2 separate regions of the Homo sapiens genome follow, and region 2 is linked to region 1. A link is a contact called in ENCODE Hi-C or POLR2A ChIA-PET data. All regions are on one chromosome and are shown on one strand. Each heading gives the region's core, a stretch centred on a gene start or an enhancer-like site at or near the end of the contact. The rest is flanking DNA. Distances are from core to core; before and after follow the strand shown. Region 1 overlaps MEIS2 (Meis homeobox 2). Region 2 overlaps MEIS2 (Meis homeobox 2).

What was found. Hi-C counts contacts between places; a loop is a spot of excess contacts on that map. ChIA-PET counts read pairs that join two places held with the same protein, here RNA polymerase II (POLR2A). Pooled maps may share reads with other maps.
Region 2: a pooled map of left cardiac atrium shows a loop between it and region 1 (2.0-fold over the local background). The contact joins two enhancer-like sites. A Hi-C loop is called at or near these places in 25 of 168 maps with a recorded cell type or tissue (Calu3, Right ventricle myocardium inferior, Right ventricle myocardium superior and 12 more), 1 of 37 single-sample maps with no recorded cell type and 26 of 50 pooled maps. POLR2A ChIA-PET finds 5 or more read pairs at or near these places in 4 of 52 experiments (BJ, GM12878, HepG2 and 1 more).

Annotation. Positions count from the first base shown.
Region 1 is chr15:37,013,616-37,016,947 of GRCh38, forward strand. The region is part of intron 8 of MEIS2 (Meis homeobox 2); the gene reads right to left. Among named protein-coding and RNA genes, the nearest start is that of MIR8063, 42 kb to the left of the region's middle. Within about 2 kb of position 1,581, at least 8 of the 41 ENCODE cell types and tissues checked have a DNase peak (open chromatin) inside an H3K27ac peak, as active enhancers do.
Region 2 is chr15:37,078,508-37,081,622 of GRCh38, forward strand. All of the region lies in intron 7 of MEIS2 (Meis homeobox 2), which reads right to left. Among named protein-coding and RNA genes, the nearest start is that of MEIS2, 20 kb to the right of the region's middle. Within about 2 kb of position 1,437, at least 2 of the 41 ENCODE cell types and tissues checked have a DNase peak (open chromatin) inside an H3K27ac peak, as active enhancers do.

The sequences.
Region 1 (3,332 bases), core at 331-2,830:
CATATATATATAATACATATATATATTCTAGGAGGAACTCAAACAGCTCAATGAATTCAGAGCTTTGGCAATGAAATAAAATTAACAACTACCACTCCTTATAACAACTTCTGGGTTAAGCAAAATAGAAATGACTATACCCATTTTACAACTGAAGAAACTGAAGCTCAGAGAGGTGAAACAACTTGTCCATTTAACCTGGTTTCTTAACTGGACTAACCTGGGACTGATATTCCTGGCTTACTCCTCTTTCCAGTATAAGCAGGCCACCTTACAGTATACTTGTGACAGTAGAGACAACATTTCTGTAACTTCACACTTGAGCATACAAAATCTCCACTTGGTGAAGAATCTCAGGGAGGAAGATATGGGCAAGAACCCAGGGAAACAAAGTATCTAGAGACTTAATGGCAAGATGAAATTTTGGAGGCTTTGAGTGGTGGTGGTAGAATGTTAACAATAGCAGAACACCAGGAAGCCTGTTTAAGGGTGCTTTGGGTCCATTTTGTCACATTGCTTCACAAACTACTGTGATCTATTGCAAAGAACTTCTTAAACCCACTGCTTAGATATATGTGAAGCGTAGACCCAGTTACAAGACACAAAACCACAAGACCTTTATCTGCACTTCAAAGTCAGCACAAAAACAAGGGTCGATTATCTCCCAAATTGCCAAACTAATTCTCAAAGCCCAAATGCTTCCAATCCTAAGTGTGGATGCAGTACTATATCTGAGAAAAGAGAATGACTGTGTGGGGAAATGACATCATAACACCAAGATGATTGAGCCACAAATGGAAAAATGAGCTCTTCCCAAAAGAGAGAAAACAACTGATAAAATAGTGCCAAGGTTTGCCTAAAGAGACAAGAGAGAACATCTAAGAATGGGGGATAAAAATCTACATATGTTGTTTTGGTGTCTGACACAATCATCCTAAACCAAATGCATTTTGATTTGAACTTAATTCTGGAATTTTTTATTGTTTAGACCCAAGAGATTTCAATGGCTGATGACGGCACTCAGGCAGGTTTCCTGGACCATCCAATCAGAAGTCCTCTCAAGTTTGGTAACACAAAGTCCAGCTTCAGAGCACAGGTTACTTCAATTATCGTCTCCAACTGTCACTAGGTAACACTCAAAAGTTCTCTAAATGCCAAACAGGAAAGGGCCTTAGGGGGCATTCCTCAACGGATCACTCCCTTCAGGCACTTAGGTCATAGGTCTAAGGGTTTTTTTTTTTTTTTGCTCCTTATCAGCACCATAGATTTTTAACTATGGACCTGAACAGATTGGGATAAAAGGAAACACAACTGTACCACCAAACTCTCATTCTTTTTAATCATAAAAGTACTTAATTCAGAAACTTTAGGGGAAACAAATTCTTTTCTTTCCCAGAATCAGAATTGCACTGACATTGTGGCCCAACATGTGACTTGAGCTCAAGTATACACTAAAGTGAAAAGCTATTGTCAATATTTAGCGGAACGCTATGCCATGTCGGAGGCAGTATCAGCTTCCTAATACCAAAAGAAAATTCACGTATCACAGGGCTACTGAGAAGAAGTAACGTGCAGCCCCAGAGGGCACAGATTTCTGCTTTATGTAAATCAGAGCCTGTCACGGCATGCATGATTCACTGCTCAGGGTGTACTCTCCTGTGACGAATGAGTCCCGCTTAATTTGGCAGTGATTATGCGGGTTGCTGGCCCTCTAAACCCCTTTGAACTTGTAATTGCTGCTGGTTTAAATAATGAACATTAAGGGGAGTTGAATTCATAAAACTGTAGATAATTACATTTTTTTTCTTTTCCCCCTTTGTTTTGGTGCAGGAGTATATCCACACACACACACATGCACACACACACACAAACACACTTCTAAGGCCACCGATCACTGTATCATGCCAGGATGTTATCGAAATAAACTGCAGTCTTGTTCCAGGGTTGGTCAGGGAGGGCAGATTTGAGGTGGGGGAAGTGTGGGGTGGGTGGCAGGGGGAGCATCTGGGAGCTGTGCAAGAGGAAGATCAGAAAGGCCTGGATGCTCTAGGAAAGGAGGAGCAATGGCACTCATGAATATTCATAGCTAGTCACATCTGTAGCAGGCTTGCTTTCTACCTTTTTTTTCCCCCTGTGCAGTGCAACATAGAGCACCAGTGCAAACAAAAGGAGGGAATTTTGCAGCTTCACGAGGCTCTAGATATCCTCGTGGTGGTGAACTTTCTCCATGCTTTTACATTCTACATATGGATTTTTAAAGTATATAGTAGGAGATGTGTATATCCTTTCTTTCTATAACGAAAGAAAACCATCCTGTCCCCACATTTATGAAGTGGAAGAAATCACACACTCCCACAGCACATGGATGACTCAAAGCCAGTCCTCCTTTCCCCCTTCTTTCCCCAACCATTGGTAAAAATCACCCAGTATTCTTTGATCCAGGAAAAAACAAATTTTGATTTTATTTGGAGAAAAATGAAACGTTACTGATGGGAGGGGGCAGAATCCAAAGTTAGCCAAGTCAGCTAGCTCTTCCCCTCCCTGAAACAACAAAGAATGAATGATAAATTTAGCAGCCTCATGTTCAGTTTTCAAACAACACTGCTGAGATTTATAGCTTCACTGCTCCCATGGCAAACTAAGCTGCACACAGAAAGCTATCTGTTTTTGATTTCACTCTGTTTTCTCCAGTTTTTGTTCTTTTTTCTATTTGCAGTGTTTTTTTTTTTTAACTCTACATTTTCTTTTTCCTGGTGTGAGTCGAATATCAAAGGCTAGTGCTGTTGGTAAGCCTCCAGTTTGCGAGAGCCACTCAATGAGATGTTATTAAACCTGCGTCACAACATGGCAGACGGTGATTAATAGCAACTGTATCAACGGTAGCAACTTAAAAAAAAGTCCCTCCAGCAGCTCGAAAAGGGATCAGTGAAGTAAGAATAAGAAACGTCTGCCAGAACCCAGGGCCCAAGATGTTCTTAGAGAGTAGAGTACCCTGGGATTGTGTTTGACAGAAAGAAAAAAGAAATTCCTACTATTATGCATATAATAGGAACTTTTGCCTTTAACTAAGTCACTTATACTTAAAACAGCTACACATTATAAAACAGCTACACATTAATTTAAAATGAAGTCTGTGTACAGCTTAGGAATCATTTTATTGATGCAATGGTGTCCCCCAAAATAACTAGCAGATGGATTTCCACCCCCTCAATGAAACACTGAAACAAATTGCAGAATTGTCAAAATTTTATCGTGAAGGCACACACTCTATAAAAAGGTTGATTTAAGTGAATTGTAAATTTGCTTCATTGCACAATATTTTTCTAAAATTA
Region 2 (3,115 bases), core at 187-2,686, 65 kb after region 1:
TATCTATTTCACCAGAGTTTTAAAAAAATCTAAATAATGAAAAATCCTTTGCATTTTGCTTTTTGGAAGGAAAAAAGGATTGCCAGGAAAAAACAACCAAAAAAAAAAAAAAAAAAAAAAAAAAACACCAAAAAAGAAAACTCATTTTCTACCTCTGTCCACAAAACTCCATGTTAGGTAGTTCACTGTGTAAAAATTATCAGGCTAAAACATCTGGGAAAGAAAGCTATGAAACAGCAGGGAACGTGGCTGGTTTATTGTTTATCTTTTGTTTATGAGGCAGTATTCAAGTTTAATTACTACTCTAAATTAAACTCTAACTGGCATCAGGAGACATCCCTTTACATGACTCAGTTAAAAAAAAAATCTAGAAATCCCAAATCTGGGTTTCTCAAGTAAGTTGATACATATAGGAAGAAATTACTCAAAATTAACAGCAATTATAGAAACCTTTTAAGCATTTATGGGCACCATTACATGCTCCTAGAGCATTTATTTATTAGAAGAATTTAATTTTACTTCTAATGGTTACTACTCTAAAAAGTCTTGAGAAAAATCAACAGAAAATCTTTGGATGTTTGCTGATGGTTAAAGAATGGCATTATTTTAAATTTTATTTGGGGGGAGAAAAGAGAAAGAAAATGCAATGTAAATAGTCCATATACAACAGTTTATTCTATGGCAATGTTCAATTATCAATTATAGTCTCACAGAATTTTTTTGACACAATTAGGAGGACAGGAAGGAAAAAAAATGTCATTGTATTTATCATAACAGTAAGTGACCAGTTTTGGATGAACTTAGCTCTAGGAAAAATAAAAGTTAGAAGCAACTAGCAAAAGATTATGCCAGATGGCATCTGTCATATTGTATTTAGGGTTATTTTAAAGAGATTGCCGCCACTATGAAAACATTCCATTGACAGAGTTTTCCTAGACTGAATAAGAAATCCCAGTAGAACATATTCAGGACCCACAGTAAGTGGGTTTGAAGCCCCCTCCTCCTCTTTAAATATATAACTGGAATACTTTGGTGGGAAAAAAATACTATTTTATAACTATAACATGTATTATAAGCTCAAAAGTGCAATACTATCTTAGACATTTGCTTACCTATAAACACTTACATTCACTACTAAGGAGATATTTGTAGGTTTCAACACCATGATTGCTAAACAACTGTATAATACATAAATAAATATCTAGCTATGAGGAATTCTAGCCTCATCGCCTGGAAAATAGATGGGGACATCAACAGAGGGACGTGGTAGGTGGCAGAGTTAGGGAGAACTATGCTGGCTTGTACAGCCCTGTGTCCTGAAAGATTAGAGCAATATAGATTCTAGAATGCTAATGTATTTAGGTTAACTGGGTCTGGCAACAGTATGGTTAACGTGCGTGTGGTGTGCAGTGTGAGCTCAGCAGTTACTGGGCCAACTGTCTCGGTATTTCTGGGAATCCTGCCTATTCACAGTGCAGGGATTGTTCAATTGCTGCAAAATGTACAAAATGAATTTTACAAAAATGAATTGTAAGGAAGGCCCCATTACAACGATTTTACAGCAAAGATGTCAACATCAATTTTTCTTTCATGCATAGCTAATGATTAAAACAGCATATTCCATTTGCCTAAGACAATTTATTTCATATTGGCACATCAAAATATTGAAATACAAAGTTATCTTTACTCTACCCTTTTTATTCATTGCGGCTGAACCCATACCATTGTTCAAACCAGGAAAAATAAAACAAACTTGGCACGAAATACTTAAAACAAAGGCTCATCAATATTCTCCAATTTGTCAACATCTCAATTACAGCACTGGAAAAAATGTAAATTTCATGTGCTCTAAACACTGAGGGGTCTATTCTCTTGCCAATTCACATGCGTAACTCCCATCAGCGTTAATGGGAGCTACACAAACCCATCAATAATAATAATACTTTGTACATATATTGTGTCTTTCATCTAAGGCTCTCAAAGTGCTCTAGGAACAAGGGGCTGCTTCCTAGTCGTTACTCTGGCAAAATACACAGTGAAATACAAAGCAGCTTTTGACTCAGCAGGTACAGAATTAGGGATCTCTAGACTTATTATCAAACCCCATTTTACTGATGGGAAGCCAGACACAAAGAGGGCCAGTTACTTCCCCAGAGCCCCAAGTCTGCACCCTAATTCCATCCTTGAAAAACCAGATTTTCTTCCTCCGTCTAATGTGACTAACAAGACAAACTCCCTTCCTTTGGCTGCTTTTAGCAAGAGAAATCAGTGAATGAAAAGTCTGGTTCATATTTATATAGCTTACTGTTAGACATGTGCTCTTTGAAAGATAGTAAAGTCAGGTTTCACATTTTACCAAGTTTATTTCTTAAGATATTTTAAAAATGTGATATACATTTTTTCTCCTCCTTTTGGTTCATTGCTGAAACACTATGGAGGAAAAGATGAACTTTCACCTGTGTAACTGTAGCTGTTTCACTATCAGGTCATAAAACAAGGTATTTTTAGGTTCCAAAGTAAAGTTTCTATGAATCATTATAGTAAACATAATCACAAAAATTATAAAGCAACATAAATACATGTATTGTTTTATAGCATGTGGCTATTAAAGTTTAATTTAAAATGTGTATGAAAACATTGTATTTAGTACAATTCATCCCTATTTTTTGTGTTTATCATAATTTGTTTTGAAACTGAATCATTTTACAGTTTTCCATATGCCTGTTTTGCTAATAAATTCTGAATGCGAAAACTCTTTGCGAAACTACAAACTTGATTTCCAATGAAACATTATAATATATTTAATACTAAGGACATAAATTTCTCTCCCACGTTTTCCATTATACATCAACCCTAAGATTTAACCTAGGATAAGCATATGCGATTTCAGTCAATATCTCTGTTGACTTTGCCCTGAAGCAGATAATTAATCTTTCCCACTGAAACTACTCTGGACAATTCGGTGGGACAAAATATCAAAATACCTTGAAACCCTGTTTAAAAGACTAATATAGGCATGAGTATGACAACATACACTCAAGTCTGGCCTTCAAATTTTAAAGTCTGCTGTAAAAAGCCAGAATGCTCTTATATATGTGTTTTAATCACTGATGTG